Regions from separate parts of the Mus musculus genome. Here regions 1, 2, 3 and 4 are each linked to region 5. The links are chromatin loops, found by intact Hi-C in ENCODE. Cell type or tissue: left cerebral cortex. All regions are shown on one strand. Links, peaks and the distances in the headings refer to the core of each region. The heading gives the core; the rest is flanking DNA.

Evidence for each region. Hi-C counts contacts between places; a loop is a spot of excess contacts. Peaks named below come from ENCODE experiments on the same cell type or tissue, not always from the same donor. Only the 100,000 strongest peaks of a DNase experiment are listed, where the experiment ranks them.
Region 1: a loop joins it to region 5, with 2.3 times the contacts of the local background. A loop is called at or near these places in 13 of 42 quality-filtered maps.
Region 2: a loop joins it to region 5, with 2.2 times the contacts of the local background. A loop is called at or near these places in 5 of 42 quality-filtered maps.
Region 3: a loop joins it to region 5, with 4 times the contacts of the local background. A loop is called at or near these places in 18 of 42 quality-filtered maps.
Region 4: a loop joins it to region 5, with 6 times the contacts of the local background. A loop is called at or near these places in 11 of 42 quality-filtered maps.

Annotation. Positions count from the first base shown.
Region 1 is chr1:39,338,447-39,344,745 of GRCm38, forward strand. All of the region lies in intron 16 of Npas2 (neuronal PAS domain protein 2), which reads left to right. Among named protein-coding and RNA genes, the nearest start is that of Rpl31, 26 kb to the right of the region's middle. In left cerebral cortex, for the core only: CTCF peaks have their summits at 2,416 (motif pointing left) and 5,036 (motif pointing left); DNase peaks (open chromatin) are centred at 543, 1,224, 1,591, 1,964 and 1 more place; H3K27ac peaks cover 1,234 bases.
Region 2 is chr1:39,310,788-39,317,086 of GRCm38, forward strand. Npas2 (neuronal PAS domain protein 2) reads left to right here. Exons shown (of 21, transcript NM_008719.2): 6 at 1,054-1,174; 7 at 2,168-2,281. It also overlaps the pseudogene Gm3617. Among named protein-coding and RNA genes, the nearest start is that of Rpl31, 54 kb to the right of the region's middle. In left cerebral cortex, for the core only: no CTCF peak of the experiment used is centred there; DNase peaks (open chromatin) are centred at 1,111, 1,238, 1,874, 2,804 and 1 more place; H3K27ac peaks cover 2,794 bases.
Region 3 is chr1:39,007,383-39,013,681 of GRCm38, forward strand. No RefSeq gene overlaps it. Among named protein-coding and RNA genes, the nearest start is that of Gm35222, 17 kb to the right of the region's middle. In left cerebral cortex, for the core only: a CTCF peak has its summit at 3,496 (motif pointing right); DNase peaks (open chromatin) are centred at 3,506 and 5,420; H3K27ac peaks cover 373 bases.
Region 4 is chr1:39,092,745-39,099,043 of GRCm38, forward strand. No RefSeq gene overlaps it. Among named protein-coding and RNA genes, the nearest start is that of Gm35222, 69 kb to the left of the region's middle. In left cerebral cortex, for the core only: a CTCF peak has its summit at 1,432; DNase peaks (open chromatin) are centred at 778, 2,678, 3,283, 4,920 and 1 more place; H3K27ac peaks cover 3,090 bases.
Region 5 is chr1:39,190,003-39,196,301 of GRCm38, forward strand. Npas2 (neuronal PAS domain protein 2) reads left to right here and starts at 4,270. Exons shown (of 21, transcript NM_008719.2): 1 at 4,270-4,740. In left cerebral cortex, for the core only: a CTCF peak has its summit at 2,950; DNase peaks (open chromatin) are centred at 1,942, 2,791, 3,166, 3,749 and 3 more places; H3K4me3 peaks cover 3,478 bases; H3K27ac peaks cover 3,794 bases.

The sequences.
Region 1 (6,299 bases), core at 454-5,453, 150 kb after region 5:
TCGTTAGCATCCACTGGCAGCACCTATGAGAGAAGAACAATGCTGCAAACTAAGAAGCTGTTTCATGACAAGAGTTACATTATGACCGTGTGGTTTCCTTGGATGACCCCAGAGCCCTCTCTCCGGAGGTCTGCTCAGCTCTGCTGGGACGCACAGGGGACATCAGTTCTGCCTTCTGATCCTGTCCTTCCTGCCCCTGCATAGCACACTTACTAGATGGGACACCCAATGCATACCCAGGCAGAAGCCCGGGCATCCCTTTTTGTATTCCTGTAAGAATTACTCAGCAAACTACACAAAAGTCCTTCTTCGCTTTCCCTGCTGCGGTGACTCCCCAGTGTGGACACTGGAAGACGCCTAGCAGTCGCATGAATTTAAAAGCATGGCTGCCAAAATGTCGAATTCACAAAACGCCACTTGTTACCACTCTTCCCAGAGTGCGATATGTTTTTCCTCACAGATCCGTAACCCAGTCAGTAGCTTTGAACTTGTCTCGTTTTGATTACTTTAATGGGGTTTTATACTGACGGGAAGGGGGTGAGGAATTGAAGCAGAAAGTGCTAAAAAGCAAGGTGGGCGTCTGAACACCCTCCAGAGTGCTGGAGCTTTCTGCTTCCTGCCTGCGCCACCTCAGAGCGAGATTTTAAAATAACAGGCAATAATGTTATTGCTTTTGCTCCCAGTTGTAAAGGGTGTGATGTGTCCCCATCAGGGGTACATTTTGTGAACCCCCAACACATAGATTATGCTGAAGTACATATATATGTATCTGAGTCCGTCAAACAGCCATGAAAACACAGCCCTCCTGTGCATGCCTTCCCTGTGGAAATCAAGTGTTCTACTGCACCCCACACACACCCTGTACATACCAGGCCCTACAGTTTGTGCGTCTCTGTGGCGAAGTAGGGCCTTCAGTCTGCACACCTCCCTAAGAAGCCAGGCTCTCAGGTGCTCATGTTCCTATGCAATGTAAAATCTCCATTGCACACAGCCCCGTGTGGGAGCCAAGCCCCCCACCCGCCCCCAGTGCACACCTCCCTTGCAGAATCTATGTCCCAGTGTGTGCTAGTGAGTTCTTTTAGAATTAGGCTGCGAGGAAGTTCTCTGAGATGTTTGATGTTTGCTCTGGGGCAAAGGTGAAAGGTGCACAGGAGCCAAGCTGAGCTGAGGCACTACAGTCGAGAGAAAGTGGCCTCCTTAGCCTACAGCTTCTGCATGGAAACCACGCCCTCAGTGTGTACATCTCCCCAGTGGATTCTAAGTCCTCATTGTACAGCTGCCTATAGATGCTACACCCTCGGCATACAGCTCCCTGTGCATGCCAAGCTGTTGGATGCACAGCTCCCAGTGGAAGCTAAACCCCCTGGTGCACAGCTCCCCTGTGAATGCTAACCCCCACCCCATCCCACCCCCATGACTACCTGCCCTGTGGATGCTTAACCCCCTGGTGCATAGCTCCCCTACAGATGCTAAACACACACACACACATGAATACCTGCCCTGTGGGTGCTAACCCCCCTGGTGCACAGCTCCCCTGTAGATGCCAAGCCTTATCTGTGTTTATTCCTCTGCACTTATCTTCAAAGTGGAATTTTCCAAAAAGAACACGGAGATCCACAGACAATCAAACCAGAGAACGTCTCCTCCCCGAAGCCTGGCTTCTTGTTTTTCACAAGACTTAAATACATCCTAAAAACTCCTACCAAAATGTGATCCTTGAAAAAAGAAAAAAAAACTGATTCAACTGTAAAAATTTAAGCAAGTGGAAATTATTCTAGCCTCCCCAGCCTTTCCCCAGCCCCCCACACCCCCTAATCCCCCTTCCCCATCCTTACTTCTGCACACACACCACCAGAGAGGAAAGACAAGAGATAAGGATGACACATTGGCAGTTTGCCGAAGCCGGGCAATGATGCCGTATTGTACCGACTTTTTTGTAGTGTCTCCATATTAGTGATTTCTGTGTGTCCTGTAATGACACCAATGAGGTGTAAAGTCTGCAGGTGTGAATAGTGGAAAAGTATATTTAAGTGGGATCTATTTGTTCTAGCATACGTTTCTTACTTGTTTTGAGGGACTGTCTTGTTTTCTGTTTGCGTGTTTTCTATAACCTTTTGAGGTCGGCTTTTGAGAAATCCAAGAAATTCTTCGCTGTTGGTAAAACGGAGGCACAGACATGTATGCCCAGATGCAAACCAGGATTCCCTACCCAGCCAGGGTCGTTTACTGCAGTTCAGTGGGCTTACTTCATTGGTTCAGAACTGAAGTGTGCGCTAGTGCAGTCTTTTAAAATTAGGTTAGGAGGAAGTTCTCTGGGATATTTGATGTTTGCTCCCAGGTGAAGGTGTGCTGAGGTCCTCCCGGTCACGAGAGAGTGGCCTCGTGCTTTTTTGAGCACGTGTGCCCTCTGCTGGTTATTCAAATGAATGCCTATAAGGACACCTGCAGCCGTAGTAAGTAACATGTTCCTTGATTGGCTCTTTGAGACAGCCATCATTCTAGCCTAGCAGCCAGCCAGCCAGCTGTCCAGATATGTATGTCTCACTCGTTGGAGCACTGGGAGAGGAGGAGGATAAAGACAACAGGTTTTTTATTCCTTAGAGGCCACACACAGTTGGGACAGCATAACATATCAAACCATTAGCTCCATGACAAGAGCAGAGACAGTTTGAGCAAGAAGTTTCATTCTTTTGTTTGTTTGTCTGAGTGTTTTTCCATTCACTCCTTTAGCAGATCTCTGTACCCACAGTCAAAAGGGGAAGATCTCTTTCTCTCACTTTAAGAATAATGCCACAATGTAGCGCTCCTTCCACATTTGTTTCACCTTACCTACTTAACATGTGCTGACTTCATGACTCTTTCCTGGACAGTTTTATGTTGATTTGACACAAGCAAAAGCCATCTGAAAAAAGGGAACCTCAGTTGAGAAGATGCCTCCATAAGATCAGGCTGTAGGCAAGCCCTTCTTAATTAGTGATTGATGGAGGAGGGCTCAGCCCCTTGTAGTTGAGGCTACTCCAAGGCTGGAAGCCCTGGGTTCTCAAGGAACACAGGCTGGGCACACCATGAGGAGCAAGCCAGTAAGCAGCACCACTCCGTGGCCACTATAGCTCCTGCCTCCTATTCTGTCTGAGTTCCTGTCCTGACTTCCTTCGTTGATGAACAGTGACGTGGAAGCATAAGCCAGATAAACTCTTAATCCCAGCTTGCAGTTGGCCGTGGTGTTTCATCACAGCAATGCTATGGGGTAGCAGGATGTGGGTACTGCTGTGACGGAGCTGAGCGTGCGGTTTTGGAAGGATCGTGGAAGGACTTTGGGATTTGGGATTAGAAAAGTCATTGAGTCTTCAAAGCTTGATGGGCTATTCTGCGGGAGCTTCCGAGGTGAGAATGTTGAGAGACGTGCAGGGGGAGAGGCCTGACTTGTGAGGTTTCTGGGAGAAGCAAGGACTCTACAGGGCCTTTTGAGTGGAGAGTCTGTGGTGTCCCGTCAGCTGGAGCTGAAAACTTGGCTGTGATTAACAAGAGGCCAGAAACAGTAAAGTGAAAACTTTGTTGCTGGAATGCTGGATGCTGGTCAGCTGGGACTGAGAAATTGGCAGTGATTAGGAAGAGAGCAGCAGCAGTGAGGTGAAATCCTCTGGGAAGTGTTTCCTGAGTCTCTCTCTCTCTCTCTCTCTCTCTCTCTCTCTCTCTCTCTCTCTCTCTCTCTCTCTCTCTCTCACATACACACACATACACACACATATACACACATACACATACACACACACATGCACACACAAGCTTGTTCCAGAGGTGGCCAAGGTTGTACCTTACACAGTCAGCTAAACTTGGTAGTTTAAGAGTCACCCAGCTGATACTGGTTTTAAAGGCATGAGGGGTCATCGTGAGCAGCTGAGGCTTGCCACTGTGAGAAGCCAGGAGAAGCCATTGGTGAAGGTACAGCCTCCATAGCAGATGAAGGCCCAGGATAGAAGGGGGTCATGCAGAGAACTCGAGGCTTGGCACCATGAAGCAAGCCTATGAGAGGCCATGGTGAAAGTGCAGCCTCAGTAGCAGTTTAAGGCTTAGGGTGAAAGGGCTCGTGTAGGGAAGTTAAGGCTTGCTCTGGGCCATGGTGTATTATCGCAGCAATAGTAACCATAACTAGCACAGTCAATATTATAAGAATGGGGAAACCAAATCACTGGGAAAGTTATCAATATTGACCAAGATTATTCTCAGTGGTGGGACTGCATGCAGAACTCAGTGCGTCTTCTTTGAGGCAAACTATAATGCCTGCCACAATGAATCTTGCATTAATTTGACCCTTGGTCAGCAAGCAAGCTATATCCTGCCCAAAGGAATATAGCAATTGGCTTGAACATGAGTTTTTGCCGAAGCTGAGAGATCCTGTTTAACCCACATACTGTTCCGAAAGCTTACGCTAAGGGACAGCTGGAGTCATATAAAACACTGTCCCTCGAGGGTGCGGGTACTGAATCTGAGATGTGGGAAACCCAGAAATTCTTCTTGCTAGGCTTCTTCCCACACTCCTGTAACCTGAGCATTTGGGATGCAGATCTCTGGGAGTTCAAAGCCAGCCTGATCGACATAGGGCTACATAGTAGGACTCTGTCTCGGTGTTTTCCAATGGGGTCTTAGGTGGCTCCGGGGAGTTGGTCAGGGCCCACAGGTTGAGAACCACTGCTTTAAAATAATCAAGAGCCTTCATTTCACAGCTGTAGGTTTCTGGGTTAGGATGAGGTATGAAAGATTGTTGGAGAGGATGAGACATCCGGTCCAAACCCTGAAACACAGCACCACCCCCACCACCACCCCCTACCACCACCCCCACCCCCGCTGACCTTGGCATCATTGGCTTGTGGCTCAGGTTCATCTATGAATGGAACATGGGGTGAGCTGGCCTCTGGGTGCTCCTCACAGTATGTGCAGAGTGCAGGTTCATCCCTGCCTCCCCACATCTCCTGTGGCGTTCAGGGAACATGAGCCTGCTGCCCTCAGGTGGGCACATGGTTGTGCTGCCCTGGTTAGAAACTGTAACTAAATCTACCACGTGCCACAAAGGAAGAGCCTCCCTCTGCAAAGACCGCAGAGTTGGGAGCTTAGAATGGGTCAGGTACAACAGGAGCCATGATACAGACTATCAGCGCATGTTTCCAATGCCCAAGAGTTTTGGCTAAAAGAAATATTTGCATGCTTTTGGTTAAGTTATTACTAAGATTATTAAAGTTGTTCCTTCAACATTTAGACTCAATTTGTAAATCGTATTTTTTTTTCCTACTTGCAACTCTAATTGGGCCTTAAGACAGCACTTGGTGCATTTTGCTTGGTGCATTTTCTTTTTAAGCCACATCCAATTAGTTTATATGGTGAACAAACTGTGGATAATCCACATTAATGAACAAAGCCAATGGCAATGTAATATTTCAAAATCTGAAGCTTTCAGACACCCCATATACTCAATACAGAAAACATAAAAGTCAAAAAAAATCAGTTACTTAACTATTTAAAACACTTAACTATTTAAAATGAAATTTAGTAGCACTTCGGGTGTCCAATGAGACTGATTCCAGAATCTCCAGAGATACTAAAATATACAGATTTCAAGACCTTTTTATAATACAACATGGCATTGCACAAAACAGGTCCACATCCCCCTGTATTCTTTAAACCGAGTCTGTCCAATCCACAGCCTATATTGTGAACTCTCAAGGTCAGCACAATGTTGTTTGGGGGGGGGGAGTATTTGTAACTTGATTGCATGGTTTTTGAACTCTATAGATGACAACATCCCATCCCCTCAAAATAACAGGCCACCATTATTCGACATCTTTACGTAGCCTAAGACAATTCGTTTTTGTCCAGTATGGCCTGGATACGCTAAAAGGTTGTGACCTCTGCTTTGAATCATCTCTAGATTGTTTGTATACCTCCAACAGTGTGTGTGCTAAGTAAGTACTTAGTATAACACATATGTTTAGGAAATATTGACAAAAGGCAATCTATAGTTGGCACAGAAGAAATCCTCTTCCAAGTGGTTTTGATCTGAGTCTAGAGAGAGAACCCCCCAGACATGAGGATCAACCTTGTGTGGTACAAACTGTTTGAACTAAATCAGAGTCCTCACAAATATTTCAGCATTTTCTTGAACTAATAAAGGTACCCGCAGCCTTAACTGTCTAAGACAGCTTATGTAACAAATCATGATTATAAAACCAAGTGTGACTTTAAGGCATGTGGGTGATAGATCATTCTCTGCTCTTATTTCTCTATCTGGAAGGCTGAGTCACCTT
Region 2 (6,299 bases), core at 605-5,604, 120 kb after region 5:
TATTTGAAATAAAGCATTGCCCATCCTGGTCATGTGCACACGCCTTTTCTACATCATTAGTCTCCAAATGATACAGCTCTGTATATATGTATATGCATATGTGTATGTGTATGCACATATATACATACATACATACATACATACATACATATTGCTCAGGCATTGTGAGGCTGTTAGAGATGATCTGAGTCTAGATCCTGTGAAAATACTGTACCACGGTGTCCACAGGAGAACCCTAAACAATCTCCCGGACATATTGAAGAGCATCTAAAACCCCTTTAACGGTTTTATTCTTCAACAGTTTGGTATACAATGTACTCTGGTCATTTTCACCTCCCATTACCCTTCTCATCTCACCTCCCTCCCACTCCCCTGGAGCCTTTTCTTCTAACCAATCTGCCTCCCCTTCTACGTTCATGACTTTTATGTCTTATTTTGTTTGGTATGACCCAGTGAGTTTTATCAAGGTTAACTATATGAGCATAGATTTAAAGGATCATGGATAACTTACCAGTGGCTTCACAAATGATTTCCCCCTCCCCAGCGACCATTCATCGCCAATCAGGGAGGAATGGAGCCTCCCAAGGCTCTTGGATGGAATGAGGATGCGAACAGGTCTTGGGGAGAGAACCAAGGCTGTTGTGAGTTTGTGAGTACCACAGCCGTGCCATGTCCAGGAGAGAGCCTCCCAAGCCTTTGACCACTTTGCCCCTTCCATCTCCTGGTCCCCTAGACCACTGAGAAGGTCAAGTATAGGCATCCCTGGGACTTTTACTTGTTAATCAATTTATTTTCAGCTGATTAAGCCCAAGGCCTTGGGCATTCTAAGCAAGTGCTCTCTCACTGAGCCACAGCCCCAACCCCTGTAAAACCCTTTTACATCGTGATTCTAAGGTGCAGAGGAAGAGTCCATGAAGGGTCTTCTCAGACCTCGTGGCCCTCGGCTTTCCTCTCTGAAGCAGCCCTGAGCTGCCAAGAACTCTGAGGCTCTGCCTTTGCTCTGAAGTTCACTCGGTCGAGCGCACGCCTTTTTCTCTTTATTTTCTCTTGCAGGCGGATGTCATGGATCAGAACTTGTTAAATTTCCTTCCAGAGCAAGAACATTCCGAAGTTTATAAAATCCTTTCTTCCCATATGCTTGTGACGGATTCCCCCTCCCCAGAATTCCTAAAATGTAAGTCCTCCCTCCTGGTGTTGTTATTGGATCTGAAGACAAGAATTTTGCTCTAGCTAGGGAAAGGAGGTCAGAATGAATTAAGAAGGAAGGACTAATTTTAAGGATAATTTTCCTCGTGACTCAGAACATTTCCAAGATCCTTTTGAGGTATATTTTAAGTTGAAGCTAAAACTGGAACTTGGAGCACGTACGACATTTTAGCTTTTATGTGGAAACGTTGAAAGTATAGCTTCAGAATAATAACATGTTTCATGTGTATGGCAAGAGATGCCTTTTTACATGAGAGTAATAAATAGGGCAAAATTCAGGGAGCAGGCTGCTGATCTTAGGGAACACTACAATGTAAAGTTTCTGTGGCAGCAGATAATCAACTGCTAATTGAATAATTAGGTTGGAAATCCATATTCTGTCCTCCTGCGGCTGTCTTCTGGTTATTTACTTGCATGTGCAATTTTTTGGAAGTTTGAGATTTATATCAAAATATTTGGCAACCTAGATAGAAGGCAGGCCTCGGTGTGTGCTCACCACGCGCCGCCTAACGAAGCATACGCAATGGCAGGCAGTAGCAAAGACGCTTGCATTTGCTCAAGCCTCAGTCCATTTCCATGCATAATTGGTCCCGTCGTACATCTGATTTCCCTTCAAAGCAAAGCAAAAAAGAGATTAAATTAAAGAGAGCGGCTCTATGCGAGCAGCTTTATTTTAGTACGCCATGTGAAAACAACCAGAACTAATCGATGCCGACATAACCAACCACAGACATCTGTGGGTAGATTGACTAATTGGGTCCAAGTATAGAATACGGAGTATGGATGAGCTGCAGGGAGAACGGCCTGGAGCTGCAAGGGTTAGAAGCCAGGTCTAACGGCCCGTCATACGGAGAAAACCACACAGGCCACGCGTGGAGCAAACCCTACAGGCGCAACTTGTTTAGTCTGGAGTCTGTGTAACCCTCCTCTCCCTTTCTCTTTTCTCCCTCTAACGACCCAGCTGACAACGATTTAGAGTTTTATTGCCATCTTCTCAGAGGCAGCTTGAACCCAAAGGAATTTCCAACTTACGAATATATAAAATTTGTAGGAAATTTTCGCTCTTACAACAATGGTAAGCTTTAATCGTCCTATTCTTTCAATGGTGTCTTTTATCATGCAAACGTGTACCTGAGGTCCCAAGAATTATTATTTCATGCCTGCGTTTGGATTTTTCCTGTTTCTGGGACCAACAGAGAGAGAGAGAGAGAGAGAGAGAGAGAGAGAGAGAGAGAGAGAGAGAGAGAGAGAGAGAGAGAGTATGTGTGTGTGTGTGTGTGTGTATGTGTCTGTGTGTGTGTGTCTGTTTGTGTTCACCAGTGCCCTCTCACATTCAAGAGTGCATCTTGTGCCAGTGTGCACACTCACCCTGAATTGTATGAGATCCATTCATTTGTTTTCGAGCTGATGAGATAATCTTGTGCAGTGAGGAATAGTTTAGTTAATAAGGACCAGGCTCAGCCTGCAGACTCTGCCAAACAGGCCTGTGCTGTGACACCCAGCTATGTCCCCTTTGCTCCCGGCATGTTTGTCTCCCCTGTACAGACTGCTGCAGGTCTGATGTAATAGGCCTGGCTCACAGGTCTTCACTCACTACCGTCCCTGTGCACACTTAGTAAGGAGGCTGCTTTACCATGAGCCAGGAATTCTGCATTGGAGAAATTATCACACAGAAGTCAGTTTGATTTTCAGAAACTGCCAAAACGGCTAGTTGCCCAACCTCTAACTGCAGAGACATGAGCTCTAACCTATACTTAAACACTCCTTCTTACTTGTGACCCATGCTAAATGGGAATACAGCTCTAATGCCAGACGTTTCAAAACCAGGTTCCTTTCTGGGTGAAGCACTGAAAGGCCCACTTCCTTATTTGCCATGGCCCTCAAACGCCACACAAAGTAGAAAAGCTAATATTTCCTAAAACAGCAAAGAAAAAAAAAAAGCAGAAGGTGCTGATGGGAACTGGGGGAGGAGGAGAAAAGGAGGGAATGATATCAGAAGAAAGTAGAGTGGGTGCTGAGCTGCAGAGAGGAGGAGGGCCTGTGGGAGGCACAGGGAACACAGAACAGCTCGAACTTCTGCTGCCTTAGTTACTACTGTTTGACTCGGGACCCACCTGGGGCTGTTCACTCCAGCCAGATTAGCCCAGGTTCCAATGGAGCAAGCCAACATTACAGCACCGCGTCCCAGTGCTGAGGCTAACTGGATTTTTTTTTTTCTTTCCACCCTAAATGATCCTTGGCTGCATGGTATTTGAATAAACACACATGCTTCATTTAAAAGGCTTCAAGGAGATGCTAAGTAGGGTAAACCTGCCAGCGTGATTTTCAGGTCCTTGTCCAGGGATTTTGCCTGGAGAGTATCCTCTATGGCTGGCTTGGCTCTTCAGGGGACCAGTCCATCCAGGGGAGGGAAGGCAATTCCTTCTTCTATGTGGGCCCCTAAGTCTGAATGAAGCCAAGGCCTGACCATGTCTGATCTGGCTAATCTGAAAAGCTTGGTCAAACTTCATGAGACAAAGTTAAGGAAGCCGTTACACAGCAGTAAGTGGTAGACAGCAGGCTGCCCGCCCAACTGAAGAAGTTGGCATCTGATGATAGGAAAGCCAACACCATGCCAACCCCAGAACAGCTAGATGCCGCAGCTTGTTAAAATGCAAATTCTTAGGCTTTGTTCAAAGATGCAAGTTCAAGGGGCCCAAGGCCCAGGACCATGAGGAGTGACTATAGGAGTCTTAAACATTGAGAATTCATTATTGTATCATTCCCTAGAGATCAATAGTGCTCCTTCCAATCAGCTCTATTGTTGACTATAAGGAAGGGGCTATTCAACGAAGGCATGAAATGTGCTGACTTGTTAAGAACTAAACCCACTCTTCCTGGAAGCAGCCAGAGGTCACCTGCCAAGATGGTTCGCTACTCTCTTGACCCAGAAAACCCCACAAAATCATGCAAATCAAGAGGTTCAAACCTTCGTGTTCACTTTAAGAACACTCGGGAAACTGCCCAGGCCATCAAGGGTATGCATATCAGCAGAGCCACCAAGTATCTGAAGGATGTCACTTTAAAGAAGCAATGTGTGCCATTCCGGTGTTATAATGGAGGAGTTGGTAGGTGCGCCCAGGCCAAACAGTGGGGCTGGACACAGGGTCAGTGGCCAAAAAAGAGTGCTGAATTTTTGCTGCACATGCTTAAAAATGCAGAGAGTAACGCTGAACTTAAGGGTTTAGACTTAGATTCTCTAGTCATTGAACACATCCTGGTGAACAAGGCACCTAGGATACGCCGACTAACCTACAGAGCTCATGGCGGGATTAACCCATACATGAGCTCCCCCTGCCACAGTGAGATGATCCTCACTGAGAAGGAACAGATCGTTCCAAAGCCAGAAGAGGAGGCTGCACAGAAGAAAAAGATATCCCAGAAGAAACTGAAGAAGCAAAAACTCATGGCCCGGGAATAAATTCAGCATAAAATAAATGCAGATAAAGTTAAAAAAGAAGAAGAAGAAGAAGAAGAAGAAGAAGAAGAAGAAGAAGAAGAAGAAGAAGAAGAAGAAGAAGAAGAAGAACTAAACCCAACTACCGTAGGATCCAGTCACCCCCACATCTTAGGGCACACCCAAAGGAACGAATGCAGGGATTGAAGAGGCATTTGAGCACATTCATAAAGAGTTGCAATGGCCAAAAGTTAGAAGCAGTCCCATTGTTCTTCAGTGGGTGAATGGATTAAAAGTGTGCAGTACCCTTACAGTGAATTGTCACAGCCTGTAAAAGGAGGGGAATTCTGGCATATGCTCAACATAGCGGAGCTTTGAGAATCATTGTGCTAAGTACAGTAAACCTGCCATCAAAGGGCAAGCATCGTGTGATTCCACTCAGATGCGGCACCTATCGTAATTAACTTCATAAGGATAAAGTGAAGGGCGTCTGTCCCGGGCTGGGGGAGGGGCCAGTGAGGAGTTGCCGAGTGGGTATCAGTTTCCATTTGGTAAGACCGAGTTCTAGGGACGGACGGTGCTATCAGTATACAGATGTGCTTGACACTACTTCTGCGTATATTTAAATGCAGTATGGGAACCGGGATGTTGCTCAGCAACATCCAAAAAGAAAAAAGGCTAGGTGGTAAACTTTATTCTAAACAGTGCTTTATCATAATATCTATAACATGTGGGACTGTTGGCCTTAATGGTAGCTGCTACAACCGCAGAATATCCTAAGCATCCAAAGGCACAGAGGGAAAGTCGCCCTGGCTCTCAGACTGAGAACTATGGCCGCTGCTCCCACATGGCCTTGCGTCAGCAGTGCGCATGCTCAGTTCAAAGACCACCCCTGTGAACTTGTATTTCTCTTACTAAAAAGCTTCCATACAGTGCTTTAAATCATCCCATTGTATAACATATCTTAGGAGGTTTCAAGGATGTAGGCGGGCTTCATTCTTACCTGAGCTGTATTTTTAGTTTTTTTGTTTTGTTTGATTTGGTTTGTTTTGGTTGATTGGTTGTTGTTTTGTTTGTTTGTTTTTCTTTTGTTTGTTGTAGCAAGGCTTAATTTTCACTTCAAGCTGAGACCGCGTTGGCTTGCTTGAAAGAGTGTGTGGAAATTATGTGTGACTTTTTAACACTGCTTTTTTTTTTTTTAACTGTTGCTGCTATAAACACGAAGCATCATCCAAAGCAAGAATGTTAAAAGCAAGAGCATAGTGTCCCTCTAGAGCATCTTATATGAGCTGAAGTTAGAAAGGCTAGATGTGGACAAGAGTCCCCAAGTGTACATAATGACTTGGCCTGAACGCAAAAGACCAGAAGTGAAATGAAGAGGTGACTACAGTTAGCTGAGAGACATAAATCTGATGTTGCTTATGTTCCTTTCCACCACAGCAGTGTGACTGGAGATAGCCCTAATGTACTGCTCATTTAAAGCTCTACAAGAGAGGACCTTAAGTGTTCTCTAACCACAAAGAAAGGATCAACATTTGAGGAGGTACCAACACTTGCCCTGGTTTGAATATTGTACAACATACCTGAAACATCACCTGGCTCCTTCTTACTATGTATAATTGTTAGGAGTCAACCTAAGAAATAAGGGCTAGGGTAT
Region 3 (6,299 bases), core at 672-5,671, 180 kb before region 5:
GCTGAGCCAAGGATGTTAGCAGAATAAGATTGCCAGCCCGCCTGCGCCCCATTGTGTTAATTACAGGCTGTTATTTCATGTTAAGAATCCACAACAAGATTAAGGGCACTGTCATCTTAAAAGCCAAACCGTGACCTCAAAAACTCATCAGTGAATGAGAGGACAAATATTCCTGTAGTGCTGGTTAAAAATAGGAGCGGTGGAGAGAGCGAGAGGGAGATGGATGCCATTAAGAGGTAATTACATTTACTGTAAATGGGAGCCTGGGGAAGGAGCTATTCTAGGCAGGAAAACCCGTGACACAGGAAACCCAGCAAGGCCACTTGCTGATTGATGGCCGTGTGCTTTCTGAATCAGCTTTGCCTATGGGGTGAATGGTGTTACCACTGTGCCTAGTGCCCTGGGCCTGAGTGGAGGTGCTTGCCAAAAAACTGTGTTTCCCAAAAAGGGAAATGGGAACCGTGTAGTCCACTCCGAGTCTCAGAATGCAACTTCTCTGTGGTTCACAGTTCCAATGTCCTTCGTTCCTCAGTTGCCAGGCATCATCTGATTGGACAAGGTAGAATTTATTATTGCCTTTGAGTGAAACTAATTTTCATTCGAGTTGAGGTCCACAAAGGCAGGCAGTTCTGGTTCGTGCGCAGCAGTGGATATCTGCAGGGCCCTGTGCAGAGACATGTTGGCTACATGTGAATGTGTAGCCTGAAGTCTGTGCAAGTCTCACATTTTACCAGCTGAGAAGACTCAGGGTTCCTTCTGGGCCAGTGTTTATGTTAATAATCATAGAATTACATCATCACATCTGAAACTGAGCTAGGACAGTATAGGGTAAGTGATCTGCTATATCATTATTTATTTCAAGTTATTGACTTCATAAATAAAAGTTATTACTCTATGGGGAGCAAATTATTTCAGGTGCACACACACAGATACACAAACCTTGGCTTTGATAACATGCTATGCCTTTGTCTTCTTAGTCAATTGCTTTTTCCTTATACCCTCATTTTCTCCTAACTCTTCATACTATGTTAGTTTCTGCTGAGCCATCCCTAGACAGTCTTGCTTCTACTTTAATGGTACACATGATTTTAAGCATCTATTAATTTATAAAATCTAAGAATCAATAAGACTGGCTTAATTCACTTAATACAGCTATCTCCAACAGTGTCTGTTTTCCTATAAACAATAAAACATGGTTAACCTTTTTACTGGCTAGTTTTGTGTCAACTTGACACAGCTGGAGTTATCACAGAGAAAGGAGCATCAGTTGGGGAAATGCTTCCACTAGATCCAGGTGTAAGGCATTTTCTCAATTAGTGATCAAGGGGGAAAGGCCCCTTGTGGGTGGTGACATCCCTGGGCTGGTAGTCTTGGGTTCTATAAGAGAGCAGGCTGAGCAAGCCAGGGGAAGCAAGCCAGTAAGTAACATCCCTCCATGGCCTCTGCATCAGCTCCTGCTTCCTGATCTGCTTGAGTTCCAGTCCTGACTTCCTTTGGTGATGAAAAGCAATTTAGAAGTGTAAGCTAAATAAACCCTTTCCTCCCCAACTTGCTTCTTGGTCATGATGTTTTGTGCAGGAGTACAAACCCTGACTAAGACAATACCTCTATCCACATGATCCAGGCAATGGCCTACCATTGAGGCAAGGAGATCATTTCTTGTAGCAGATCCTTTGCCCACTGATATCTCTCAGCCACTCATAGGTCGAGACTGTGCCATCTCTCAGGAGGCAACAGTGATGGTTTCTACATGAATTTCATGGGGATTAATGGAAGTTTAAGTCAAGTGTCTTAGTTGGAGTTTCTATTGCAGTTGTCACTGGGATAGACTGACTTGGAGGCCTTTGGGTAAATATCTAGGAATAGAAGGTATGGCTAGGTCATATCTTGGGTCTATATAGGTTTCTGAGAAACCTGCCTACTATAGAATGGCACTACTATAAGCTGCCATAGGGGCAGGACATGTTTACATTCTTGCCCGTAGTGTATAGTGTATAAGGTTCTTAGGGTTTTATTGCAATGAAGAGACACCATGACCACAGCAACTCTCACAAAGGAAAACGTTTTATGGCAGCTGGCTTACACTTCAGAGGTTTAGTCCATTATTATCATGGCAGGGAGCATGGTTCCATGCAGTCAGACATGGTGCAGGAAAGGTAGTTAAGAGTTCTACATCTGATCTGCAGGCAGCAGGAAGAGAGAGTGACACTGGACTTGGCTTGAGCATCTGAAACCTCAAAGCCCAGCCACCAGTGGCATTTCCTCCAGTAAGGCCATACCCACTCCCACAAGGCCACACCTCCTAACCATGTCAAATAATGCCACTCCCTGTGAGTCTATGGTGGCCATTTCCATTCAAACCACCACAGCTGTCTTTCACGGCACGAGCATCTGTGGTTACTTGCTTTTTAATGACTGGCACTCTGACTGGGGGGAGCTAGAATCTCAATGTAATTCTGCTTTACATTTTTCTGATGCTTAGTGAGCCTCCAGGTTGTAAAAAACATTGTTATCCATCATTTGTATTTTATCATTTGGAAACTGCTTACTGAACTTGATAATCTATCAGCTGAGCTGTTTGGCTCTTTAGGTTTTTCTCGAGTTCTTTATATGGTTTAGATGCTAATCCTGTCATGTTCAACTAGCTAGGTTTTCTCTGATCCTGCAGGCTGTCTCTTTATTCTGTAACCACTTTCTTAGAATTTATTCCAAGAAGTGGTTTACAGGGTAAGAGGTAAATGCATGCTGCATGTACTATTTTTATATCTAATACTGAAGTTTCCTCTGAAAACATACCTAACATTAACACTTTCACAGATACTTTGAGTGCCATTAAACATCACAGATCTTTAATTTCTTGCTCATTTTTTTTTGTATGTTTGTTTTTTGTTTTTGAGACAGGGTTTCTCTATATAGCCCTGGCTGTCCTGGAACTCACTCTTTAGACCAGGCTGGCCTCGAACTCAGAAATCTGCCTAGCTCTGCCTCCCAAGTGCTGGGATTAAAGGCGTGCACCACCACCACCCGGCCTGCTCAATTTTATTTTAACTGTCATACATTGGTAATTTATGGCTCCCCCCGCCCCCTTTTGGCAAGGTACAAGGTGTTGAAGATAAAACCCAGGGACTTGATTGTTTAGATAAAAGCTCTACTGTTGAGGTCTGCCCCTGAGACAGGGGCAATAGAGGTAGCTCCATGCAACAGGGACAGTTTCCATGGCTCAGCTACCCTTCTGCAACGTGACATGGAAGCCATGATTTCCTGTGGGCTTCCTGCCGCGGAGCTGCGGAGCAGTGTGAGTGCTATACTGACCCTGATGAGAGCAGTGAGCGCTGCTAGCCTGCAAGCCACAGAGGGCAAACACCGACCGACCATTTGCCACCCAGGTGCTCTTGCATCCTAGGTTCCTGGACCAGAGCTGGTTTGCTTTGCCTTTGCTGTAGTAGGAACTACACTTTCCTGCTAATCCTGTTGGAGCAAAGTGGAAAGAAGTCACCACTAGGTGTCACAACGAGTCAAGTTAAAGCCTAGTTGTGGCGAATAGTTAAAGGCATTTAGTGTGTTCAGCTCCATCTTTTATCAAGCACCTGTTGAGCATCCGCTGGTCCTAGGGAGCTCGTCCAGGCCGGGCCTCCTGGCTTGGTTAAGGAAAACTCAGTACCGGGTAGAGAGGGAACTCGGGTTGATGGAGGAGGCAGAAGACTTTTCTTGAGGGAGATGCCTTTTGCAGTGTGTGTGAAGGATCAGGACAGTGGGACATTTGTTCTTCTTCCCAGGAAAGCACCCTGAAATCTGGCCTAGCGCTGGCTCTTGCCCCAGGTTGAATTTTTCCAACATGGAAGGGAACTTTGGTGGGAGTGGTGTGGGGGTCAGGGGGTCAGGGAGCTGTGTTGATGGCTTGTTCTTAGCCCAGACTGGTGGTGCAGGCCTGTAATCCTAGGCATTTTCGAAGCTGAGGCAGGAGGATCTCAAATTCAAGGACGGTCTGGGATTCAGAGTATGTTCAAGAACAACATACTGATACTCCATCTCAAGATAATGACGATGATGATGTTGACAATGACAATTGTGATGACAGAGGCTTGGAGATGTGCCTCACTGCTAAAACCTCTTGCCCCATAAGCATGAAGCCTTAGGCTCAATCCCCTGCACTAAAAAAAAAAAGAAAAAGAAAAAAAAAGTCATTCTTTACCTATTTTATTAAGATACTGCTTTGTTTTTTGCTTTGTTTCTTTCTTCAACACAATCAAGAGAATCTCTCTGAGACACAACTATAGCTCAATCTCATGCAGCCCCTCTTTCTGTGAGATTCCCTTCACAGGCGATCCTGCATTGGCTGACTAACCACCACAGGCCTCTTTGTTGAGTGTCTGAAATATCTTGTAATAGTAGAATAAATCCAATGCTAGTGGCTTAAAACAAGAGGAAAAACAAAAACAACAACAACAAAATAAAACAAGCCAAAAAAACAAAAACAAAAAAAAACAAAAACAAAAAACAAAAAACACACCAGGCCTTGTTAGTCCTTTTAATTTATATTCCTTATATTGAAATTCAGCACAAAAACTGAATTGAATATCCCAAATGTTTATGAAAATAGTATTTATTTTCCTAAATCTATTGTTTGCTGGTGGGATTTTGGAGCCTTCTGAATGAAATTCTCCTAAATAATAATATTATTTTTTTAAAAAATTTTCTGGTTGCTGGTCTCCTGGGCAATTAAGTGTTCTCTCTGCTGCCCCCCACCTGCCCCATGCTAACACCCCACATCCCCCTCTCTCCAGGATCTTTATCCCAGGATAGCCTTGAACTCAGTATCTTGGCAAGGATGACCTCGAGTGTCTTGCTCCCACCTTCCTAGCGCTATAGTTACAGGAATGTGGGAGCACAATTATTTTAGTAGTTTTTACAGGAATAACGTTGGACTCTGAGAACATAGCATTTGAAAGAAAAGTTTTCCCCATCTGCTGAGGACCAATCACTAGGTTACAAGGACAACGTGGGACATTGAGAGTTTTAGGGTTGGGGTGGGGCAGGAGATAGGAGATCTCTAGGGCTGGGGGACACTGAGATAGAAAAAGTATAAAGAAAGGGACAACAGTTTGAGGTTCCTCAAGCTGCAGGTGTCTAGCCTTGGTATCACCTACTGTGTGCCCCTTGAACCAGTCTTGCAACATCTTCCACTAATGTGTGGTACCTGTGCTGTCAGGCAGACGTGCACATGCGCACTCACTCGCTCATGCACACACAGGTGTGATCCATTGGGCCACTGTTCCCATCTCCACCCTGCATCTCCACCACCAGAAGAAACCTGTTTGAAGGCTGTGGGTAGTGAGCTTGGCAGGAGCCGGGGGCGGGGAGCAGCATCAAGAGAGGCTTTTCCTGTACCCTTTCCCTCACAGCTTTGGATATATTCCATCATCTCCCACGCACATTGCTCATAACACGTTAGTCACCATAATCTTAATCTACTGAACAATAACATTCTGTGCTCCTCATAGCGCCCCGGAAAGTGATTTCGTGGCTGTCATGACACTTAACACAGCGTCGCCACACTTACTTTGGAGAAGTTAAGCTGCTCGTGGGGTTTTAGTAGCAGAAGTTTAAAGCACAAAATTACCTGAATTGACTCACACAAATGGCAAACAGTTTTTCACAGTGAGTTTAATTATTTCTTTGCTTCCTTTCCTCTGCTTGGAATATTTGCCTCCTATTTGATCATTAAAGTATGCCTGCTCTGAGGTTACCTGCCTTGTACCCATCTCTGTCTCATATGCTTAGGATCATGAGGAAGGTGTTTGGATTCAAGCTCTGCCCTTGCCCTTCATTATTAATGAAATATGGAGATGATGCATCCATAAAGGTAGCATGATGGTTTGAGATGGTTCACGACAGGCGAGCCATACCAACTCTCTGATCAAAATCTGCACTGTATGTAAGTTCACCAATAAACATCTGCAATTAGCCAGGCCCCAGCCAATCAGAAGTTGCATCATTTGGGTCTCCACCAAGCAGAGCCTCAATACACAGATTTCCACCAATGGGATTGGTTCGTCCTGAGGCAGGAGTCGCAGGTGGAAGCAAAATGACCACACAAGACTTCCCTGACTCAAAACTCCTGCCTAGCACTTGGCAGTAAAACCCTCCACTGGCCTCTCCTCATCTCCACGACAGGCTCTGGGGCTGAGAATCTCTGCCTGTCACCATTGCCGTTCTGCATCTTGGTAATCTGATTTTATGTTTTGAGTAACAGTGGCCACACTCTAAATTTGCTTGTCTCTTCAGAAGCCTCCTAAGTT
Region 4 (6,299 bases), core at 615-5,614, 98 kb before region 5:
TTAGGATCTCCTGCCGAGGGGTCGGCGCTGCCTGTTTATTCAAAAAAATCAAGAATGAGGAAGGACATGTGGCTTACACAAATACACATGCACCTGTGCCTATACCTGCATGCCCCCCATACCTACAGGGACACACTCGCACACAAACACACACACACTTGCAAGGACACACACACCTGCAGAGACACATACACTCACACTCTGGCAGGGACACACACACCTGCAGGGACACACACACACACCTTCAGAGACAAACACACACACACACACAACCCTGCAGGGACACACGTACACACACACACACACACACCTTCAGGGACATACACACACTTTCAGGGACACACACACACACACACCCTTCCTCTCTTCAATCTCTAAATGAGTAGGCAGCTTGCAGCTACAGGAGCATTTTGTGCTGGTATCAACAATGTGGTTTGTTAACCGGGAGTGAGATTTCTAGATAATTAGGATATTCTAATTTTCTGGGAAAAAAAATCATGAATTTAAAATTTTTCAAGCCATACTGTGCTTTTCCTTAAGGTAGATAGATGTTACATTGCTATTAAATGTCATCCCTAAACTGATGTAAATATGAGGCAGGATGTCATCTTTCTCACCTGCCAGCCATATGTGGTACAACACTTTTCCTTCTTCCACACTCAACAGCTTGCCCACCTAAACCCTCTGTGCACTGCCTCCCTCTGTCACGGTTACAGACAGAACCCGTGACAGCAGCACCCTGTCAGTCACCTTGGAAACTATGGACCAAGATGCCAGGCACATAGCTGGCAGGTGACGTTTCAGGGGGTGCATTTCCATTCTGCTTCTGGGTGGAGAAGGGTGTGGTTTGGATCGCTCATTGCTGTCAGAAGGAAAGTGGAAATATATGTATTCACAGTACAAGTTGCAGCACCTCCAGCAAGATCTACCACCACAGCAAAAGAAACCCATTCTATCCTCTTGCTCCAAGTGATTGATTTATACTCAGAAAGATGGGCATACTAGGTATAATACACACATACACACACACACACACACACACACACACACACACACACACACACACACAGAGTGAGAGCCTGAAAGAGGATTTTAAAGTGGTGTTTGCAGTCCCATTAAAGTTCAGTCGTGATGGCAGAGCCAGAGTGAAAGGCCAAATCATTAAAGTACAAAATGCACCTGATAGATAATAGATGGCCAGTAGGAAGCGTGGATGCAAACGCACAGGGCTGGGGGAGGGGAAACGCACCACGGGGGTGGGTGAAACCAATACCTAAGGTGCCAACCCAGCACCATTCTGCCATGATTTGGAGATGGTGTGACTATCCCCCAGGGGCTCCTCAGTTGGAAGCTTGCTCTCCAGTATGATGGCACTGAGTGGGGGAAACTCTCAGACATGAGATCCAGTGGAAGTGAGCAAGATCACAGGACACTCTCTAGCACCCCTCTTGGAAGGAATCATTGCTGATCTTGCAGAGTAAGTTAGCGTCCTCAAGAACAAGGGGCTGTGAAGAGAGTTTAACCTCCGGATCTGTCTGGCTTCCAGTCTAATCGTGTGATCCGTCCCTCTTGTACACACCGTTAATATGATATGTCCGCCGTGAGATAATACAGCCAGCAGCCTCACAGAAAGCTAACCTTCCGTTGTCCTGTCTTAGATTTTCAGCCTCCAAAGCTGTGAGCCAAAGGAAACTCTTAATTCCAGCACTTGGGAGGCAGAGGCAGGCAGATTTCTGAGTTCGAGGCCAGCCTGGTCTACAGAGTGAGTTCCAGGACAGCCAGGGCTACACAGAGAAACCCTGTCTTAAAAAAAAAAAAAAAAGTGTCCATGGCATGATAATCATCTTTCTAAATGCCTCCAAAAGTGGAAGGGCTGTCTGTCTTTCAGGTCCGAATAGCAGACTGAGGCTGAGCTGGGAGGCAGAGGTGCCTCATGCCCCTGGCAGTCCTGCAAACTGGATCGCTTCCAGTTACTGCTTGATTCTGGACTCGGACTCCTACAGCCAGTTCCCAGCCCCACTGACTAGCTGGCAGGTCAGAGTGGGCACCCACCTTGTCAGCATGCTCTCCCTCCTCTCGGGGACACAGCTTGTAAGATGGTGGTGGCGTTTTAAAGGTGTTCTCTCAGCACTCATCCGAAAGTGCCTGAGGCACACGAGTGTGCAAAGTACCGAGAAGGAAGTTGGCCAAATAGGTTGTGGGCGAGATCTTTCTAGTCTCCAGAGAGACTACTCCACATTGCTCTCTGTCTCTGCTTCTCTCAGCCAAGAGATGTCACCAGCCCAGCCTGGCTAATGGCACATCCTTATGTGAGCAGCTGATACGTCAGCTGCTGGGTTGACACAGGTAGACCTAGAGGTCCTAGAGGAGCTCATGACCTTCTCTTGCCTCTGTAATAGTCTCTGAGGCGTGATGAAGAGAGTTTGGTCATCTTTGGTCCCTCCTAAATAAAGTCTTCCTAAGAATGAAGACAATGGGAAGAAGCTCAAACAAGAGAGACCAGAGGATCCTTTCAGAGCCCTAAGATTCAGTCAAATCGGGAGCCAACAAACACTATCTTGAGACATTCCCGTTGCGGAAGTTCACACCCACTTTAGGCTGCACCTGTCTCTTGCCACTAAAAGTCCTGGAAAACACACACCACCCTCTCCAGATTATTTAGAGAACAGGCCTCTAAATAATGACAATAGGAAGAGCCAATTCTGCTTCTCATTATACATCAAGTCATCCTGTGGGGAGTCTGGTCCTACATAGTGGAGATTCTCATTCCAGAGACCTGGGTGTGGTCTGCACTTCTTGTGGTTTCAGAGAGTAAAGAGTAGTGAAAACAGGCACTTTTAGGAGATCTGTTATTGAGGGGGAAAGGAGACTTGGTGCTGTTGGGGTGAAATCACAATAAGATATCATTTAGAGTCCTTCTACAGAGTCACAGAAGGGTCGTCACACACTGTGACTTGGTAAATCTGGACTAGGTCTTTCTGATAATGACCCTCAATATGATGACTGCAGGGATCTTACTTGGCATTTTAATCCTAGGAAACCGTTTTCATCTGCCCTTTAGGCTCATTCTATGCCTGGCAGTGCTGGCTTCCTTCCTGTTTCATCTACTCTGCCTGGATACCAGTTCCTGTGGATCCTTTGCCCGGCCTGGAAGAGCCTGGCCATCCTGACTGAGCCCACTCTCCACAACACACACAGCATCTTTGTGCCTGTCTCTATCTACCAGGGTCTTTCCCCAGCCCCAGGCTAAGTTTCCCATCTCTGCATAAGGCATTTTACCATAACATCTTCATTTAGCTATGCCTTTCCCACGCATAATGCTTGGCGTCGTCAGTGCCACAGAATCCGGAATCACTCGGGAGGCAAGCTTCTGGTCATGCCTGCGGGGGAACTGTTTTGATTAGGTTAACTGAATTGAGATGACATGTTTGTTGTGCATGGGACTCATCCCCAGGGCTGGGGTCCTAGGCTATGTGACATGAAGGAAGTCGGCTAAGCATCCATTGCTCTGCATTTCTGATCATGGCTGGCACGTGACTAGCTCCCTCAAGCTCCTGCTGTAGTGATCTCTCCACTTGGATGGACTCTAACCTTGGACTGAGAGCCAAAATGGACCCATTTCCTTTTTGTTAGGGTGCCTTACCACAGCACATGAAAAGACGCTAAGACGCCATGACTGAAGGAGACTGAAGGAGAAAGTCAGAAAGCCCTTTATGCTGTGTTCAGAGAGAGGTGAGCAAGAAGTGCACGTTCTTTCTGATCCAAGCGCTGTTCTAACTGACCATGGCCACAGTGTTCAGGTCAATCCCTCATCCAAAGAGCTTCTTGCATCTTAGCCTCACCCAAGCCTATGCCCGGTGCCTTCTGATTCCTAGAATCTCAAACCCCCTCAACTCCTGAGCACTGACTACAGGTCCATGGCCAAAAGCCAATACAACCCTTTGGAAATAGTTGCTGGGTGTGTGGGGAGAAGCCAGATCTAGATCCTCAGTCCTAAACCAGTAGAACATGACCCTCTGCAGCTGGGCAGGGACTCAGCATTTGACCACACTGTTCTTGTGCACACTGAAGACATTCCGGCCCTGAGCAAGGAACACAGAGATTAGTGCTGCCAAGCTGCCAAATTGTCCTCCACCCCCACCCCCACCCCTGCACAGGTAATATGGCAGGGGCTCTCAGATGAAAGGCAGGAAGGAAGGAAGGAAGTGTTGGGCTTTTGACTAGGTGATGTTTCAGAAGTTTCTGTTTCGAACACCCTGAATTTGGAGGGCTGAAAACAATGATTATTTTTGGCCTCGTTATCCTTCTCCTATTTAGTGGGTAATCATTGTCAGAAGAGTATTGACTCTTCCCTGGCCTAGCCTCATACAATAGTCTAAAAATAGGGCTTTGCCTCTGAGTTCTTGATGTTCTCATTCATATATATATATATATAGGTCCATTGTCCATTCTAGCTTGTCTGCGAACATCCATTTTGCTTTTCTATTTCCTAAAATAACCTCTCACATTCCTCTCTGAATGACTTCTCATTTTCCACATGAGCACAGAGGCCCTGTGCTGGTCAGAGCTGATCTGCTCCACCAACCAAGCCCTACTTCCTTGGGTTTTCTATTTCATCTCATGATCCAGAGGAACAACGCAGAACTAGAACCTTCTTGGCAAATGTCTCACTTGCAGATGTGAAAACATTCCCACCCTGCCCACTTTCAGAGTTAACCTAATCATAGAGACACTTAGAGGAACCTGTCTGGGATCTAAGTGTCACCTCTAAAAACGAGGCCCACGCCCCAGCTCTGAGATGGGAATTCATTGGAAGGGAGACTGCAGAGTGACTTCGCAGAAGGAACGTGCCAGGGAGGCGTATTGATTCAGTGTGAGCCCTGGAAATGGCATTCCTCTGCTGGATGCTGGGAAGTTCTCATGGGCAGACATATTGCAGCCTTGGCATGATAGCGGATCCTAACGCCCTAAATAGCACGGCTTCTTTTAAAAATCCCTCTGGCATCTGCCCACAGCACCCACACCCAGGAAATGGTGGGTGGGGTCTGTTTGCACCCACTGCGGTGAGCTAGAACAAGTTCACTCACTCAGGAGAGGAGTATCTTCGGAGGCAATGCTTGCAAAACACAGAAGGGCAGCTCTTCTGTGGAGCCATTCCATTCGCTTTGGCTTTCCCTTCTGTGGCTGAGGCCCTGCTGTGTCTACACATATGCTGCTGCCCAGGCCCACATGGTGAGGCATCCCCAGCCCCCACTAAAGCAAAGCCCCCTTCATCTGCTTGGCAGCAACACCTTCTAACCCTGCATCTGAAGGCCAACATGTCCTGGATCCACAGTGAGCTCACTGCAGGACCAAGACTTCCAGTTCTTTTGCAGCCACCTTGCCTAAGCCTGGTTTTCCTCTTCCTGCAGGGCTTCCCTGTGCTCATCGGGTTCTGGGGAGATGGACTCAGCAGGATATGGTTGACTCCATAATGGGGTTCTGTCATTCTGGGAAGCCCCAGTCAGTCCCATCAACCAAGACTAACATCTATTATCCAAAGGCTTTTCAGAGTCGCCCTTTTTGTGCATACTTGCCTATGCCATCTGTTGGACAGCTGCTCCTACACAAGGAAATTCATGAGCAGGAGAGATTTTTAAAAATCTAGCCTGGTACCGAAAGCAAATAGCTTATATAGAAGTCTTGTGTCCTCCCACTCTGTGGTTTACCTGGGAAAATGCACACCAACTTTCCAAAGACAGAGATACACACAATGATGTGAATGCCGACTCTCGTCTATGCAAGGCTATGGAAGACCCATGTGAAACCTTTGCTTTCTCATTCCTCATGAGTCAGTGAGCTGAGGAGGCCTCAGAAGTTTCTTCTGTCTTCTTTGGGGTGTCTCATGGCCCTAGAGTCAGGTTGCTGGGATGTCCTGGAGAGCTTCATCCACATATCACCATGTGTGGTTAAAAGGCTGGGGTAGTTGGCCTTCTCATTTGGTTCACCTGGTCACCCACACTGCTAATTTGGGCTCATTGTGGGTTGGTGGCCCATTCTGGAAACTGCCTGCAATTTATTCCTGCTGGGGGAGGGAAAATCAGTTTTCTCCAAAGTAATGTCATTGGGTTTATCAACCACACTGCAAGGTAGGCCCCATGCCCAGAAGTCATTGGCCAACACGGAGCAAGCATTCTTAGAGGGCAAGCTTCACCGTGACCCAGCCTCCCTCCAGCTGCCATCTCTCTGTGCTTTGGATGAGCCAAGGACACTCTAGAGCGCACCGGAAGGCAAGATTTCTTGAGCGGTTTCAAATGCAG
Region 5 (6,299 bases), core at 857-5,856:
ACACCAGGCTTGGCTGTGAGCCTCTGTGTGTGTGTCCTGCTGACTCCAAGGCCCCGGGGGGTGGGGGGGGACTTCTAGTGCAGCCTGCCTTTTGTTCCTCTATGGCACTGTTGTAGGACAGGGTGCCTAACCCTCACCTTGTTCATTTCAGCATGGGGTGGGTGTGTCCAATTACTTCCTTCGTGGCTGTTCATGAGTTCTGGCCTCTGCATCCATTACTCCTAGGTTCTAGGGCTTCTTCCTCCTCCTTCCCAAATGATCCTCTTCTGGCAGGGTTTGCCTCAGACGCTTTACCAGCAAAATGCTACCTATTCTATGTAACAAGGCATGGCATGATACTTGATTTTTCTCTTAGGTAGAAAGAAATTGATGTTCTGAGGTAATTGTCCACGACAGGCTTCTAGCTATTACATATACAAGGGCCTTTCCACCTGTGACTAGCTAGAAAAATGTGTTATTCTTCCAGAAGCAACTCTTTGTTCTCATTGTCTATCCTAAAACTGTGCTACGGTTACAGAAAGTGCATCCCAGCATGGTTCCCAAGCCCTAGGTAGTACCATAAGTACTGCAGTAGTCCAAACAGTCTCTCCCAAATGTCTCTAAAAGCAGATACCAATAACCACCCAGCCACCCAATACCTATGTGAGAAGTTAATTATATCAGTATTTCTAACTGAGATATGCTACAGATTTGACATGCAATTAGATCCAATGGATTAGTTGGATGATTTTTTATATATTTTGAAATATTGGTAATTAATGAAAATTTTCATCCTCCATTTCATGCCTTTTGATTTCTTGGAAAAAATATCGAGGGTTGCTTGGAAATCACTGAAAGACTTGATCAACAAAAGCAAACTCCTTTAAAGGATAAATGACTGGGGCCACGTGAGAATTTCCACCCCCACAATGCAGGTTTGAAGTGCTGCATCTGATCCGTGCCACACATTTTAAGTAATGTGTCCATCATGATGAACTATCGTGAGTTTGCTATCTCGTGGGTGCTCTGCCACCTTGTCCACAATGGCCATTCTGAGTTCCTCCTTTGAACTCCTGTCATCCACCCTATGTAGCTCATGTCTATCTCTGTCTCTCAGATTGTAAACCTCCTGTGTACACAAACCCCTCTCAGTGTTCCACACAGGGCTCTGGAAGGAAGTGTACAGTCAAACGCACGGAGAGAGCAGGAGGCCCTCCTTTGCAATCGGAGGGAGAACACGTTTGTTTGGGGACTACAGTCTCCACTTGACTCAAAGTCCCTCCTGGGTGAGAAGAAACACTCGAGAAGGGGTGAGGCTTGGGATAAGTATGACCACCACATTCACACAGTCTCCATAACAAACAGGAAGAAAGCAGGAAGGCTCCTCACAACCAATAAGAACAGGACAGCTCAAGCACTTGTTACACTGCAGACTTGTGTAATTAGGCCATGTCAAGTTTCTTAAAAGAGATCCCAATGGGTTTTCAAGCTGCCAGAGGGAGTTGGAATCTCTTTCAAAGAAAATTTTAAAACAAGAAAGAAAAAAGAAAGAAAAGGAAGGAAGAGAGAGAGAGAGAGTTCTAAATTCTATATTAAATCTGGTTAGAAACACAATTTCATCTTTATTGGATATTAGTCATAGCCACTGTTTAAAGGCACAGTAAAAGGCTGCTTGCTTAAAGGAAAAGGACAGAAGAACAGAGAGAAAAGTAAAGGAAAATAAAATACTTCCCTCCTCTAGCTGGAAAGGGGAACTCCAAACTAACAAGGGGTCAGTCAACTTTCTCTTTCCTCAAAAGCCTTTGAGTCAGAAACAAGCCTGAGGACGGCAGGGTTTGTAGGATGCTCGGAGTTCTGTGCACGTGCTTATTTTCTCAGAAGGAGAATTAGACAAAAATAATACAAATGGGAAATAAAGAGAATGACCTACTTTACTGGGGAGGGGAGGACCTCTGTGTGAGTGTTTTCATCTAATTGACTGGGTAGGGTTGCATGTCCAAATAAGGCCCCTCTGGTGCAGGTCCAGTTTGCACTGGAGAGGAGAAATCCAGGCCCCAGAACACCATGAGCCAGGACTAAGGCTAGCTCTTGGAACTGAAGCCTCAGAAGCTCCGGAGACCCCTTCTGGACACACACACACACACACACACACACACACACACACACACACACACGCACACGGGGAGGGGAGAGGGGGAGAGGGAAAGGGAGGAGAGGGAAAGGGAGGGGAAGGGAGAGGAAGAGGGAGAGGGGGAGGAAGAGGAAGAGGGAGGAGAGGGAGAGGGAGGGGGAGAGGAAGGGGGAGAAAGAGGGAGGGGGAGGGTGATAGGTAGCCAGGAGCCAATGGGGGCGTTTTCCTTGTCCAGGCCACTTGCTGGAATGTGAGATGTAGAATGACCCAAAGAGAGCTGCCAAGACAGAGCTCTGCCCCAGGAATTGAACTCAAAGGGTGTCAGAAAGCAGGTGGCCTTTGTGCACCTGGCGCGGGGACGTGGCTCCCCTCTTCCGGCTGGTCTAGCCAGGTGCCTGCCTGCCTGCCTGCCGTGATCTCTGGACGCCAGTAGAGGGTTGTTGTGGGTTTGGGTGAAACACGCCACCCCTGAGCTCTTCCGCGGGGCTAGCAATCTCCCCATCACCCCATTCGCGCTCAGAACCCCCTCAGCGAGTCTAACAGCAGGCCTGGTTCCCCGTACCCCGTCTGCACATCTGTCTTGGCTAGGGGTTTGCAGAAGCTTGGGAAAAGGGCTCCCTGTGTTCTTGCGCGCGCCGCTCTCTACAGCTTCTCTTTTTCTTGGATTCTCGCCTGTCTCCTCCCACAGGAAAAAAAAAAAAGGTCACGTATGTTTGGAAAAATATGTAGGTCAGTGGAACATTTCCTGCACTGGTGCAAAAGGAGAGAGGGCAGTGGGGGCGGGGAGGGAGAGGCCCGGCGCTGCTCCTAGGGCGCCTCCTGGCCGCAGCCCCCGACCTGTGGCCCTGGGGTTACAAGGGGACATTTAGCGGGTTCTTGCCGATCCTTGACCCATTTTCCTGACCAGTTAAGCTCGCCCTGGAGGAGGCACCGAGCGTTCCTCCCTAGCAACCGCTGCTATATTCCACGAACAGCGTTCACTCTCACATCCCAGGACCCTTCTTCTCACCTGGTGTTCCCTCACCCACCCACGTCCCCAGTAACCTGAGTCACGGAAGCGCAGAGGCCTGCCCTTAGAGGTCGGCGTGGGCGAGGGGGACAAGACAATCACATTCTAGCAAACACCCCCACCCCGTGACAGCACAGTGGCAGTGGGCACTGAGATGATTCCCATTTACCCGGGGCACGGATTCTTTGCTACCCCCCTAGTGACAACTTTAGCAGGACCCTGGCCGGCAGCTCCTCAAATGTCAAGCTCGCCTCCCCTCTTCCAGGTTCCGCACTAAGCACAGTCTCCCCCTTCCACCGCGCCCAGTCCGGACCAGACTGGCCGGACCCCCACGTCGATACCCCCACACCCCCCTCCCCAAGCAGCCCCGCAGGACTCGCAGAGGCCCTGGGGGCGCACCGGTGTCTGCCCCGCCGAGAGTCGCCGGGGGGTCGCAGGGTCCGCGTCCCTGCGGCACGCGCTGAGTGCGCGGCTCACACTGGGTTTGGACCGTAGGGGGGTGGGGGGAGCGGGTAGCCGCCGGAGCCTGGAGGCTTAAGAGGAAGAGGAGGAGGAGGAGGAGGAAGGGGAGCGGGAGGAGGAGGAGAAAGAGAAGAGGGAGGAGGAGGAGGCGGCAGCGGGGCGGGGAGGTGGCGGCGGTCCCCAGCTCTACGCGCCCAAGAGTTTGCGGCGCGAGCGGCGGGCTTTTCCGCAGGACCCGAGGGACCCGCGCAGCGGCCGCGGAGCCCCGAGACCCCGGCGGCAGCGGCGAGAGCAGCGCCTCCCGCCGCCGCCCGGGAGAAGCTCCCCGAGCCCGCCTGCCGCCCCGGCTCCCCGCGGCGGCGGGAGGCGCGTCTCCCCGGCCCAGTCGGTGCCCGGCCTGGCGGGGCCGCCCCGGCCCGCTCGGAGGTAAGAGGCCACCGCGCTTGGGGACGCACGATCTCGGGTGGGAATACGTGCGCGTGGCTCGCGGCTCTGGTCACCTGCTCGCTAGCGCTGGGGACGCGCGGGGCAGGGAGGGACGCTCGGGCGCGACACCGCGCGAGGCTGCGCAGCGCAGGCACCCGGGGGTTGGGGCGCGGGGAGGTGAGTCCTGCGCACTCCGGGTCCTGCCGCCCTGGGCTTCGGGTCCTGCCAACCGCTGCAGCCAGACAGACGGTGGGCTCCCGGAGCTGCTCGCCAAGAGAGAGGACTAGGCACCCCAAACATCGGGATTCGGGGGTCCTCCGAGGGTGCTAGAGGGGTACTGCGTGCCCGGACAGAAGCTTTCAAGATTGCCCGCTGCCCTTCCAGAGCCCCACCGCAGGCATCCCGAAGCGTAGGGAGCCCGGGACGCCTGGAGAGTGTGGTTGCCTGGCCGGGCCCTTGTGTCACTACGTTCCTGGGTCTGACTTGGCTTAGGGCTGGACTGAAAGCCCAGTCTTTGTGCTTAGACAGCTCTGCGCTCCTGGGACTCCCCGGGTTGGATGCTACAACATTGTTTTAGTGGGAGGTGTGCCCCCTCCCCAAGTAGAGGAGGGGTGCGACCTTGACTTTTCTAAAAAGCCACTTAGGGTGGGAAGCAGGGGGCAGGGACAGGTACCAAGAGGCTCAATTCAAAGCCAGCCTCCCCCCTCTGCCCGCCTCTCCTTAACTGCTTAAGGTAAGAAAGTTTGTTTTCGGCTCTGTGGTTCATAAATAATTAGTAACCAGTTTTGTTGACAAGGCAAGATGGAAACCTTAAGCATACACGCGCATTTCCACCGACTCTAGAATCTCCTAAGGTTAAATCCGGGAGTCTTTAGTTCGTAAAGTTGTAGGCTGTAGCGTTCAACAGGTGTTGCAAGGGTCCTAGAGGCCCCAGCTTAGGGTTTTTTTTTCTCTATCCATTGCGTTAGGATCCGCCCCTAGTTCGCGGTTAGCTTGCTTCTTTACAGGTGAATATTGAGTCGTTATTAACTGCGTCGGCGGAGACAGCTAGTCTGTCTCAATCACTAGAACTCTATTATCCTTAATAGGGTTTTCTTTTATAGGAGGGATTTCCCATTTGGACTTTCCAGGTAGTTAGTCCTGAAGCAGTTCCTGGCAGGACTCAGCTCTGTCAACACCTTCCTGTCTCTCTCTTCACAGAGAAGTCCCCATCCAGCGAACTGGCCAACTAATTATGGCTTGCATGAAAAACGGCCAGCCCTGGAAGGCACCCTTCAGACTCAAGAGCAAATACTGGCTTGATCTTCCTTCCTGCTGCTAAAATTTCTCTGAAGGAAAACGTTGCCAGAAATAACCTCCAATCTCTTTTTAAATAGCCCCTAAATAAATATAATCCTGTTTTTAAAAGAGATATTGCGATCTGGGCCACTATTTTACAAAGCAAATTTTTCGTTACTGACAGATATGAACCAGTTGAGGTACTGGTGTTTCCCAGCAGTCTACTCTTTTGCCATTTCCCCTCAGAAACCCGTACCTCTATTTATTTGGAGGTCATCCCGCTGTGCAGATGTGGAAAAGGTTTTTATTCCAACTACTCCCTAGAGTTACATCTTGAGGGGTAGGAGAGGATATACTCTAGAGAAAGCACATTATTAATAAAATGTTACAACACACGCCCAAGGGTTAAACATGCCTGGAGAATGGAGTGAGACAATTGCAATGAGTGTGTTGAGAGGAAAATTTCCTGGTATGATAGATGTTCACATGGTAGCTGAAGAGATGACCTTTATATAGAAAACAATTGGTGTTTTTTTTTTTTTAACTTACCTAGTTGTTTGTAACAATTTGGTCTCTGCTTTATGTTTCTGGCTGCTTTGTAATAAAAATGTAAAAAACAATGAAATCAGTAAAAACAAATCACAATTTAAATCCATCTTTTGGGAGCGTCTGTCTTAGATCTTGATAACCTATATTAGTAGCTACTTCTCAAGTGCCAATGTCTTCAGGCTAAATTAATACGTAGGTTTCTCTCATACATTCTGGGTATATGATCTATGTGTGTGTGTGTGTGTGTGTGTGTGTGTGTGTCCAGAATTTTCCTTATAGTAAATCCTCAGAAGCCAAAGGGCTAAATCTTCATGCATTTTTAAAACAAGAACACGTGTGCTTTGTCCTGGATGCCAAGAGCCACTGTGAACTTTCCACAGGCTGTTCTGGTTGATCCCACACACACTGCAACGTCTCCCCCAGCAGAGGTCAAATTGTGAAGGGTTTGAAAATAGCCTAGTGAGT